Linked DNA regions of Homo sapiens: region 1 is linked to region 2. A link is a contact called in ENCODE Hi-C or POLR2A ChIA-PET data. All regions are on one chromosome and are shown on one strand. Each heading gives the region's core, a stretch centred on a gene start or an enhancer-like site at or near the end of the contact. The rest is flanking DNA. Distances are from core to core; before and after follow the strand shown. Region 1 overlaps ZFAND6 (zinc finger AN1-type containing 6). Region 2 has its middle 25 kb from the start of ZFAND6.

What was found. A loop is a pair of places that touch in the nucleus more often than their neighbours do. ChIA-PET counts read pairs that join two places held with the same protein, here RNA polymerase II (POLR2A). Pooled maps may share reads with other maps.
Region 1: a pooled map shows a loop between it and region 2 (7-fold over the local background). The contact joins two enhancer-like sites. A Hi-C loop is called at or near these places in 1 of 168 maps with a recorded cell type or tissue (endothelial cell of umbilical vein), 5 of 37 single-sample maps with no recorded cell type and 8 of 50 pooled maps. POLR2A ChIA-PET finds 5 or more read pairs at or near these places in 2 of 52 experiments (OCI-LY7 and naive thymus-derived CD4-positive, alpha-beta T cell).

Annotation. Positions count from the first base shown.
Region 1 is chr15:80,100,973-80,107,264 of GRCh38, reverse strand. The region is part of intron 2 of ZFAND6 (zinc finger AN1-type containing 6); the gene reads right to left. Among named protein-coding and RNA genes, the nearest start is that of ZFAND6, 44 kb to the right of the region's middle. Within about 2 kb of position 1,509, at least 3 of the 41 ENCODE cell types and tissues checked have a DNase peak (open chromatin) inside an H3K27ac peak, as active enhancers do.
Region 2 is chr15:80,032,106-80,037,919 of GRCh38, reverse strand. No RefSeq gene overlaps it. Among named protein-coding and RNA genes, the nearest start is that of ZFAND6, 25 kb to the left of the region's middle. RefSeq lists enhancers at 3,682-4,425, 4,426-5,169, 5,170-5,814. Within about 2 kb of position 4,264, at least 13 of the 41 ENCODE cell types and tissues checked have a DNase peak (open chromatin) inside an H3K27ac peak, as active enhancers do.

The DNA of each region.
Region 1 (6,292 bases), core at 260-2,759, 72 kb before region 2:
GAGTATTCCTGATGAAACAAATTATTTTTACTAAATCTATTTTTTTTTTGACACGGAATTTTGCTCTTGTTGCACAGGCTGGAGCGCAGTGGCGCAATCTTGGCTCCCTGCAACCTTTGCCTCCTGGGTTCAAGTGATTCTCCTACCTCAGCCTCCCGACTAGCTGAGATTACTGGCGTCCGCCACCATGCCTGGCTGATTTTTTTGTATTTTTAGTAGAGACGGGGTTTCACCATGTTCATCAGGCTGGTCTTGAACTCCTGACCTCAGGTGATCCACCCACCTCAGCCTCCCAAAGTGCTGAGATTACAGGCGTGAGCCACTGCGCCCGGCCCTTTTATTAAATCTTGATTCTGATTACACTTCATTGTATTTTTCCTCTTTCACCTATTTTGAGATACGTCACCCCAGAGTAAAGCCTTCCTCAATCTAGTTTCTTATCCACATACTGGAAACTGAAGTCTCTATCCTTGCAGAGGTTTTTGGCACACAGTTCTTAATTAGTCTCCCATTTCAGGGAAAAGGGTTACTGAGGAAAAAGATACCTACACAAATTCAGAGGAAAACAACTTACTTGTAATAACACTGTCCTTCAACATGAATTAAAATATGCATAATGAGCAAATAATAAGTTTCTAGGCACAAAGAGCCTATAATATGGAAGCAAAAAAAAAAAAAACAAATTTAACATACTGAAAAAATTATTTGGTTTTTTCAGAGTTATATTCCCAGCACTCTAGATTAGGGCTGGCAAATTTTTTCTCTAAAGCACCAGAGAGCAATTATTCTAGGCTTTGTGGGCCATAGAGTCTGTCATAACTGCTCAATTTCGCCTTTACAGTAAAAAAGAAGCCACAGACAATAAGTAAATGAATAGGAATGGCTGTGTTTCAATAAAACTTTTATTTACAATAAGGGGTGACTAGAATGGATTTGGTGAGTGGGTCATAGTTGGCCAATTCCCGCTCTAGATTAATGCCAGGCACATAGGAGGTACTCAAATACATGCTGGATGAATAAATGATTTCACAACTATTTTGGTTAGAGATATTATCAGGAAAGACATAGCAAAATTCCATGACTATAAGCAAGTACTTTCTTTTGTCATAGCTCTTTGTTCAAGGATATCTTGATAAACTTATCGTACCTATCACTCCGCTAGCTATTAAACACTGTAAAAGATATTTAGGACACACAGTTCTGCTCTCATCAATGTAGGTACAAGAACAGAAATACTAATGTCTGATTTTCACGTATCTGCACAAACATCACATCTAACTCCAAAATTACAACTTTATTAGCCACAAAACCACAAAATGTTAAGTATCAAAACCACAAAGTTTTAGAATACACCACTCTCACTTCATAGAGGTATATAAAAATGGATGCCAGAAATGATTGCAAGATACTTCAGAAACTGATTTTCTTTCAGTTAAAACGTAACACACCTTGTAGGGATGACTAACAAATGCATCATGAAAGGAAGTTTAACTACAAATCACTGCAAAACAACTGTTATATATACAGGGACAACTTGATATGTAGTAAAAAGAAAAAAGAACTGACTCATCTTCAAGTTGGTTGTGAATATAAACTTCCTACTTAGATAAGTGCTTAGCCTGAAGTACTTCATTTAAGATAGTTATGATGCCTGTCCTTTCTAACTCATAGAATTTTGAGGGGGTCAACTGGGACGGTGATTGTGAAAATACTTTAACCCGTAAGTTGCAATATAAAGCTCAGTTCAGAATTGGGTGGCTTATTTAAGTCACATATCTGCAGTTCATCATGAGAGAGAGAGGTTCAAACTGTCCACTATTTAATAGTAGCTGCAGTCATAAATCCAAGACTCCTTATTTACCCATAGCTCACAAAGGGCAGGTTCATAAAAGTTCTCCTTGCCACAGAGACAGTAATCACCTGTTAGGAGATCTGTGAATAGGCCTCACTTCCACCTGAGATGATACCGTTTTTTATTAAAAGTGTGATGGAATGGTTTCTAACATCCTCCTCTCAAAAGTTTATAAAATGATGTATCAATTACTCTGGATAACTGGCAACAAAAATTTACTATGTGCTTACGCTCAATATTTATAACTGTAAAGGAAGGATAAAAGCAAGTATGTGGTCTACCAGGGGAGACTTCTGTGTGCCTAGACTACAGGATAGTGGGAAATGATCTTAGAATAAGGCCACATCACAAAATCTGTGTTTCCATGATAAGGAGTCTGAACTTAAACCCACAAGCAACAGGGAATCCCACCACCTTAGAATGAAAAGGGGAGCTTTTTAGAACAAGTGCTGTTCACTAAATATTACTGTTTTTTATATACTTTAAATTGCTCTGAAAAGAATTCTAGGTGACTTTAAAAATGCATGCTGTATGATATCAAAAGTAGGCAAAAATAGTCAATCCAAGTAAAAATGGTTAAAAAAAAATAAGTTAGAAATACTGTCAATAAATAAAATGTATGCCCATAAAGGCCTATTTGCTAATTGGAAGCCATTCAACTCTATTCTTTCAAGGAGCTAATGCAAAGAAGAATATGACTACTTAAGAAAAACAAAATCAGCGACTCAAGAAAAGTACAATGAAATATTACCCCAGATAACATAAGAGGATTTCATCTATAGTTTACAACAAGTAAAACACAAAATGATATGGTCAATAATACCTGAAAAGTAAAATGTAAGTTTCTGGGATGGATGGATGGATGGATGGATGGATTGACTGACTGACTGATTTGAGACAGGGTCTCACTCTGTCGCCCAGGCTGGAGTGCAGTGGTGCGATCTCGGCTCACTGCAACCTCTACCTCCCAGGATCAAGCGATTCTCCTGCCTCAGCTTCCCAAGTAGCTGGGATTACAGGCACACACCACCATACCTAATTTTTGTATTTTTAGAAGAGACGGGGTTTCACCATACTGGCCAAGGCTGGTCTTGAACTCCTGACCTCAAATGATCCACTTGCCTCAGCCTCCCAAAGTGCTGGGATTATAAGGCGTGAACCGCCCACCCAGCCTCTGGCTATTTAGTTCTAATATAAATCAATAGTCTCATGGCCACCTTCAGTTAACAGCCAGTCTTCATGGAGTGGAGCCAGAGTTAAAAATAAAATCCGGCCAGGGGCGGTGGCTCACGTGTGTAATCCCAACATTCTGGGAGACCAAGGCGAGAGGATTGCTTGAGTTCAAGACCAGCCTGGACAACACAGTGAGATCCCCGTCTCTACAAAGAATAAGAAAATTATCTGGGTGTGGTGGTGCACAGCTGTGGTCCCAGCTACTCAGGAGCCTATGGTGGGAGAACCGTCTGAGCCTAGGAAATTGAGGCTGCAGTGAGCTGAGATCACACCACTACACCCCTGCATAGGTGACAGAGCAAGACTCTTGTTTCTTAAAAAAACAATAATAATAATGAACTTATCATTCAGGCTTATCATTTAGGCAATCCTTCATAAAGTTTATTTCTCCTAAGTGTCTGCTTTTGTTCTATCAAAGATTGCTGAGGCAGAGGAAAAGGGTAGGGAGAAAGCAGACTGAGAAGGCAGAATGGGTTACAAATTTCTGCTTCAAATAGAATAGTTCATTTTTGGTGTTTTCACATACCTGGTTTCTGCAAAAGATTTCAATTAAATAAAGGGGCTCAGATGGCTAAAAAATTTGGACACTTTAAGTTCTTGATTAAGAGCAAACTCAACAATGCTCAACAGTAAGCCAATCTGAGGTCGGGCTGATATACTATACCATGAACACTTCAGAGCATATCTAGGCCGCTAGTTACAAGAGTTAAATTTCAGTCAGGCACTTTGAATTGAGATGTTCTGAGTGAATATCCACAAGTTACCAATTAATCCCACCAAATTCTCCAAATTTTTTCCCTAAATTAAAAAAACCAGGTAAGGAAACTACACAATTAGGTATGTATTAGAGTAAGTGCTCACTGAAAATGTCTACTCACTATTATGTACTAGGCCCTGGGCTAAGCACTTTATATAGATTATCTGACTTAGGCCTCACCAAATCTGTATAAGGAAGGTAACATTCTCACACACGTTCCTTTGTAATCAGTTGAAGAAACTGAAGTTACACATGCCATTCACTGCCTCCCTACTAACATTCCCTTCTAAGACAATCTGTATACCTATAAATCAGCTCTTGCTGACCTTTTAGTACCATGGGATAAACCCTCCAGACAAGGTGATTAGACCTGGATGAACACTGACCCGATGAACCTATCTAAAGTCATGGATGGAGGTGGGGAGGAGACAGAATAGCACACACATAAAAAGTACCAAGGCTATATACTTGCAATTCAATTACATATGATTTTCCAAAGATTTTTAAAATAATCCTTTTTTCTTTCCTTAGGTAGAATGGATTTCTATTTCCATGTGTTCTGGTCCCTGACTAGAATCCAGTAAACAGTGATTTCTTTTAGAACATAACATTAATAGCTTGTTCCTATCCTTTGGTATCTCCCCTAACACCTACACTATTTCTAAGCACAAAGTAAAAGTGATTATCAGTGCTGAAATCCAGACTACTTTTAACCTTTAGTGGAATCATCTCAAACAGATAAATTTATCTCACAATAAAACCACTAACTGAAACCTAGTCCTTCCTGAAAGACTCTAAATTAATGTGCCACCCATAACATTGCTAGTCTTCAAAGGTGCTTCTAGATAAGAAATCTACTAGCATTTAAATGTAAAAATCAGTTTTCATCTCCATATCACATATAAACAGATGGCTCACTTTAATCTGAGAAGCAGTCACTGACAGACTTCAATACTTGCAACACTGCTTGACTCAACTGTCAATACCTTTATTCAAAAGTAACTGCAAGGCTGGGCGCGGGGGCTCACACCTGTAATCCTAGCACTTTGGGAGGCCGAGTGGGAGGCGGGTGGATCACCTGAGGTCAGGAGTTCGAGACCAGCCTGACCAACATGGTAAAACTTTGTCTCTACTAAAAGTGCAAAATTAGTTGGGTGTGGTGGCACACGTCTGTAATCCCAGCTACATGGGAGGGTGAGGCAGGAGAATCATGCCACTGCACTCCAGCCTCGGCAACAAGAGTGAAACTCCATCTCAAAAATAAAAATGAAAAATAAAAATAACTACACTATAATAAATTTTATAAATTGTTTAAAAATCACTTTATGGCCGGGCGTGGTGGCTCATGCTTATAATCCCAGCACTTTGGGAGGCCGAAACAGGCGGATCACGAGGTCAGGAGATCAAGACCATCCTGGCTAACATGCTAAAAAACCCCGTTCTCTACTAAAAAATACAAAAAATTAGCCAGGCGTGGTGGCAGGAGCCTGTAGTCCCAGCTACTCCGGAAGCTAAGGCAGGAGAAGGGCATGAACCCAGGAGGCAGAGCTTGCAGTGAGCCGAGATCGCACCACTGCACTCCAGCCTGGGCCACAGAGCAAGACTCCGTCTCAAAAAAAAAAAAAAAAAAACACTTTACATAAAACCCAGAGAAAATACACCTAACCTTCACCAAGATTCTTGAAGAAATATTTTTTGCTTCCTCTTCTCTTTCTTGGTGGAGTTATATCTGATACAAGAACCAATCTTTCATGTTCCAGACAAAGAGAATTGTGTCATCAATAAATGTCATGTTTAATGCAAATACATTACCTAGTGAAACCAACTATCTAGAACAGTGTTGTCCAACACAGTAGCCATCAGTCACATGTAGCTACTGAGAATGTGAAATGGGGCTAATGCACACAGCAGATTGAGACAGGAAGGCAGGGGAGTAAAGATTTTTTCTTTTTTTTTCTTTGAGATGGAGTCTTGCCTTGTCGCCCAGGCTGGAGTGCAATGGCGCAATTTCCACTCAGTGCAACCTCTGCCTCCCGGGTTCAAGCGATTCTCCTGCCTCAGCCTCCCGAGTAGCTTTGATGACAAGTGCCAGCCACCATGCCCGGCTAATTTTTTGTATCTTTAGTAGAGACGGAGGTTTCATTATGTTGGCCAGGCTGGTCTTGAACTCCTGACCTTGTGATCCATCCGCCTTGGCCTCCCAAAGTGCTGGGATTACAGGCGTGAGCCACCACGCCCAGCCGGGAGTAAAGATTTCTATTCTACTCTTCTTGAGATGTTTCTTATGATACCTTAATTGAAAATATCCTACTTTGTAATGTTCAAATTCTTAATCCTAAAGCCTTAAAATCTATTATTTTGAGCATTTATAATATGCTACCTAGTATTCCTCCTCTCAAAGAACAAACAGGTTTAATAATGATAATAATTTGCAAGCACTGATGATTCAC
Region 2 (5,814 bases), core at 3,015-5,514:
CTACCCAGTTGATACCAGTAGCACTCCTCAGTTGTCACAACCCAAAATGTAACTGGGGGGAGGGAGGTCTGATATAAATAAATGAGCATGACTGTATTCTATTGAAACGTGATTTACAAAATAGGTGCTATTTTGTAGATACATTATTGTAAAACATTATTTACAAAATGGTTGGTTTGGCCCATGGGCCATAGTTTGCTCTAGGCAGCAGGGTCAACCAATGTCAGCAATGACCTGGAGCTTTGAGGAAGGAGACCCATCATCGGAGAGTGATGAGGGAGCCTGCAGGAGACCTGTAATGTCAAGCCAGATTCCCCTTCCAAAGCATTGGATGGAGCCAAGTCCCAGGCTGAGGATCCTTGCTATATCTTACCTGGAGGTTGTTGGGTCAGATGATGATGCTGTACCTTTGACAGTGCAGTTGCTGCAATGACGGGAGGCCTAAAAGAAGCTTTAATTTTCTTTTTTTTTTTTTTGGAGACAGAGTCTCGCTCTGTTGCCCAGGCTGGAGTGCAGTGGCGCGATCTCGGCTCACTGCAACCTCTGCCTCCTGGGTTCAAGCAGTTCTACTGCCTCAGCCACCCGAGTAGCTGGGACTACAGGTGCACGCTGCCACATCCAGCTAATTTTTTTTTTTGTATTTTAGTAGAGACGGGTTTTCACCGTGTTGCCCAGGCTGGTCTCAAACTCCTGAGCTCAGGTACTCCGCCTGCCTCAGCCTCCCAAAGTGTTCGGATTACAGGCGTGAGCCACCGTGCCGGGCCAAGAAGCTTGAATTTTCTTACTGTGCATCCCAGCTGGGGTTGAAGGTTTGTAGAAGAGGGGGATGTTAGGTGCCTCACCACATCTCCTCTGGGCTTCCCTAGTGGCCGCCTCATTTCCTTCTCACCGTTTCCACAATCTTCAATCCATCAAGAAACTGTATTTTTGAACCTTTTCGCATTTTCATTTGGCAGCCAAAGTAGGGTAGCCTGTTTCACATGGAAAGTAATTTTGTTTCACGCTTGTCTATCACCCTCTTAGCCCTGGCATGTAAATAGGGGAGAAGGAGGCAGGGGAAGTATCCACAGACCCCCAGGGAGGAGGGTCATTGCAGGGGTTGCTGGGGAAGAGTTCATTATCTGTGGCCTAGCCTTGTGTCCTCAACACTGGGCACATGCCATGCTCTCAAAGCTCTGGTTAATAGGAGCTTCATAGGAAGTTATATTTCAAAGGGAGACAATTTTCCTGATCATGCTATTTGCAAAGGGGATGGGAGCATTTTTGTATTTGTATTTATGAGCATGACTGTTCTAATGAAACATTATTTACAAAACAGGTGGCCAGCTGGTTTGGCCTGTGGGCCATAGTTTGCTAACACTGCTATAGGCAATGGGGACATCCAGTGTCAGCACTGACCTGGAGCTTTAAGGAAAGGGACCTATTGTTGGAGAGTGATGAGGGGGACTACAGGAGACCCATAATGTCAAGGAATGACAACATAAAGCCACCCTTAGGGAAAGAGCCTTCCAGGAAGTCTTGGCAGGGAGTTGTGCCAGGGCCTTAAATGCAGTTGGCAACCAATGCTACCCAATCAGGCCAGCCACCTGCAACACACTAGAGGCCCAGCAATGGTTCTGAAACCCTAATGTATATGAGAATCACCTTGAGAGCTAATGCAGCTGGCTGAGGTCCAGGCTCATTGGAGTACACAAGGGCCTGGGCCTTTGTGTTTTCACCATGTGCTCCAGATGAGCTCAAGCTCATTCCAGCCAAGAATTGAGAACCACTGGGTTCAAGGCTTGCTACTCAAAGTGTGGTGTGTGGACGGGCAGCATCAGTATTATCTGAGTGCTTGCTACAAATGTAGCATCTCTGAGCCCACCAGGACCTACTAAATCAGTGTTGTCATTTTGACAAGGTCCTTAAGGATTTTTATTCACCTTATAATTTGGGAAGCATTAGAGCTGGATCATAGAGGAACTGGGCAGCAGGTGGGCCCCAAGAAAAGTTGGCCCCAGGCCCAAAGAAAAGACTTCAGCTGAACAAGGTCACTCATCTGAACTGACAAAAACAAGGAAGAGTCCAGTCAGACAAAAGAACTCTCAAGTGAGGAGAACAGGAGCCGTCTGTTACTCAAGGAAATGGATCCCGAGTCTGGGGTGGCAAAGAAATCTTGGGGAGCAACACAGGCCCTGGCCAGGCCAGAGGTCAACTGCAACAATAGGCCCCAGGTGCTCATCTCATTTGCAGGGCCTCTCACAGGCCACATTTGTGCTTTGCCCAGGCTCCCTGCCCCAGGCCAGTGCCTGCCTGAGTCCTAACCCCTCCAACTTTGCTCTTTCTTAGCCCCAAACTCAGCCTTCACATCTGGTGATGAAATGCAGCTTCTTTGCTTCACAGGCCCTGATAACCAGCCTGCATTCCCTGTTGCTCTAGGAAACTCTCCTGGGGAGTCTGGGAGTGGAGAGTGCATTTGGAAAGCCCCTAGGTGGTTCTGATAGACAGCTCCTATACATGACTCCACTTTGTGGGTTCCAGAAACTACCAGTCTGTCCCCTGATCCATCAGGCCTAACAAGTAAGATCTCCACTGCTAGTGAAGGCAGATCACTGCACTGTCTCTGGGGTTCCTGTCTATCCCACCCATAAGTTGGTAAGTAGTCCTTTTGAAAATAAATCTTCCTCATGTTATCCTAACTTGAGTGCACCTGTCGGGATCCTGATTGATACAATGGATCAATGATGGGAAACATCCCATCCTTAGTGGGAGATCTCATCTCAACCCACAGTGGTACCGACAGGGTAAGCTTACCAGAATCCAGGAGTGCAACATTGGAATTTGACATGTACAACAAGGGGCTCATTTTACTACAAGAGATATAGGGAAAACATCCTAACAGTAGGCACAATCTAACCATGAACCACACCCCAGAAAGGGAGTGAGCCACCCATGAAGGCAGATTCAAGCAAAAGCTTAAGGCCCATTTATCGACAGAGTACAGCAAGTTTGCTTTCCTGCTCAGGTGGGAGGCTGGGCTCAGTGACCCAGACAGTTCCCTCCAGCTCTGAGGCTGTGTCTACAAATAGCCCCGTGATCCTCCTACACCCTCCTCACAGCTCTCCAGGGACTCAGGTGCTAGCTGATGGTAAATGTGTTGATGGGGGAAAAATAAAAGATTGGAACTTCCCTTAATACCTTGTTTTCCTCCTCATCACCCGACTGATGGTGACTGACCCTGAGGGTGCAGATGGGTGGGGTGGGGATAGAACCCAAAAGCATTGTCAGCTCAGAAGGTCAGAAAAGTCAGCATGCAGATTTCCCAGGAGGCGTATGTAAAACATAGGATCCCCATCTAGGCAGCTGCCAGACCCGAGGCTGTGGGCGGTGGAGCAGCCAACATGCCGGAGATCTGCCCAGGAAACTCCAGCACATGGGAAGTCTGGCAGGCAAAAGGCAAGGCCACTTCAGGGGGGAAGGGGGCAGGCGGCAGTCAGATATTGGCCAAAGGGGCCTGCGCAGCCTTAAAAGAGTCCCCATGGAGTGGGAAAGTGAGAAACGGCTGGGTTTCAGGCAGCATGCATTTTCTGGCTTGGTCCCTGGGGTCTTGGTGTCCCGTATTTCAGTTGCAACAGAAGAGAATTTAGGAGGCGGGTAGAGGGGAGTACATGGCAGGAGTCAGAGGCTTTAAGCCCCACTGAACAGAGAGAGACTAAGACCACTCTTTTTTTTGTTTGTTTGTTTTGTTTTGTTTTGTTTAAGACAGAGTTTCACTCTTGTCGCCCAAGCTGGAGTGCAATGGCACGATCTCGGCTCACTGCAACCTCCACCTCCTGGGTTAAAGTGATTCTCCTGCCTCAGCCTCCCAAGTAGCTGGGACTACAGGCGTGCGCCACCATGCCTGGCTAATTTTTGTATTTTTAGTAGAGACAGGGTTTCACCATCTTGGCCAGGCTGGTCTCGAACTCCTGACCTCATGATCTACCCACCTCGGCCTCCCAAAGTGCTGGGATTACAGGCGTGAGCCGCCGCGCCCGGCCATAAGACCACTCTTAACTCATTCATTAGTGAACCCCTGCTCCATGGAGTACCATGCTAGCTGCTAAGGATAGAGTGATGAAGAGCAGCAGGGTCTCCACCCTCCTCACTGGCTCAAGGCCACTTGTCCTGCCTCCATCAGGACTAACTAAGCAGCCGAGGTGTGGCTGAGTCAGCAGGCAGGAAGTGTGAGTGGCCTGCATCTTAGGAGCTGGGGCTGGCAGGGTGCCAGATTAGAGAGGCAGGTGCTGAGGCTAAGATTCCACGCAGCAGTTAATGCCTCTCCCTCTATTATCCCCGATCCAGACCAGCTGTCCTGGCGTGTGTGCAGACCTGCAAGTTCAGCAAAGCCCACAGACTTCAGTGTGACCAACTGTCCCAGTTTGCCCAGAACTGGTTTGGTTTTAGCATTGTCCCAGGAAACCCCTCTAGTGCAGGACTGAGGTCCTTGGGGCTGAGTGAGGAGTGGCCGCATGCCAAATGAGTAATTGCTGGTGCTGTGGCAAAGCCCCCAGGCTTGGTCCTTGGAAGTTTGAACACTGTTGGGCTGGTGTTTGTTCCCAGCTGCCCTGAATGACCACACAGCTGGGTGTTTGGGAAACAATTAGTGGCATTCCTGACCCAAATACCTCCAATCTTGTTCATTAGTCACTCATATATGAGGAAATGAATTCAGGAAAAACACAATCATATATTATTTTGGTGTGAGTGTCTGCTCCCCAGTGTCACCCTGGTGTTTCGTTCTCTTATCACTCTAGATTGTGAATTTTTATTTGTAGCTGTCTTTCCCACCAGGTTCTCTCATAGAATCCTGAGTCTGGTGACTTAGTGTATCGCACATAATAGGGACTCCAGAAGTGTTTCATGAATAAATGCATGAAGATTCAATCTGTCTGTTGCAGAAACTAGGAGCCAAAAGGGCAGAATGAATGGTGAAACTGATCATTTTGAAAAGCGGTAAGTCAAAGTGAGAGGACCAGAATAGACACTGTAGGAAGTCTGGTTTCAAGCCAGCAAACAGGAAGCATTCAAACAACAACTCACAATCGTCCATGGGGCCTCGTTTGTTAGATTTCCTGGCAGAGGCTCTGTTTGTTTAGGGGCCTCCCTTCCAGCTGCTTTGCTGCCAGGCCCAATGTCTTCTCTCTTTTGCTGGCTGTTCATTCCTCCAACGCACATTTACTCAGGCACTGAGTCAGGCACTGGGCTGGGCATTGGGAAGGTGCAGAGGCTAGAAACAGGATGTCCTCCTAGGGGATGCATTATACACACACACACACACACACACACACACACACACACACACACACACAGCCAAGATGCAGTAGGAAAAGCAGTTAAGGCTGGGCGTGGTGGCTCACGCCTGTAATCCCAGCACTTTGGGAGGCCAAGGCGGGCAGATCATGAGGTCAGGAGAGCCAGACCATCCTGGCTAACACGGTGAAACCCCGTCTCTACTAAAAAATACAAAAAATTAGCCGGGCGTGGTGGCGGGCGCCTGTAGTCCTAGTTACTCGGGAGGCTGAGGCAGGAGAATGGCATGAACCTAGGAGGCGGAGCTTGCAGTGAGCCGGGATCGTGCCACTGCACTCCAGCCTGGGTGACAGAGCGAGACTCCGTCTCAAAGAAAAAAAAAAAAAAAGAAGTTAAGTGTCAGGAGGTATGGGTGCCTTCTTTTGAAGGGCGTTGTGTGACCTGACAGGTGTAAGCCAAGCTCTTTAAAGGCCAAAAGGATGCCATCCCCTGTTTGACGTGGGCCTGCCCTGCAGCTCCTCCTTGCATCTCCTGCACCTGCTT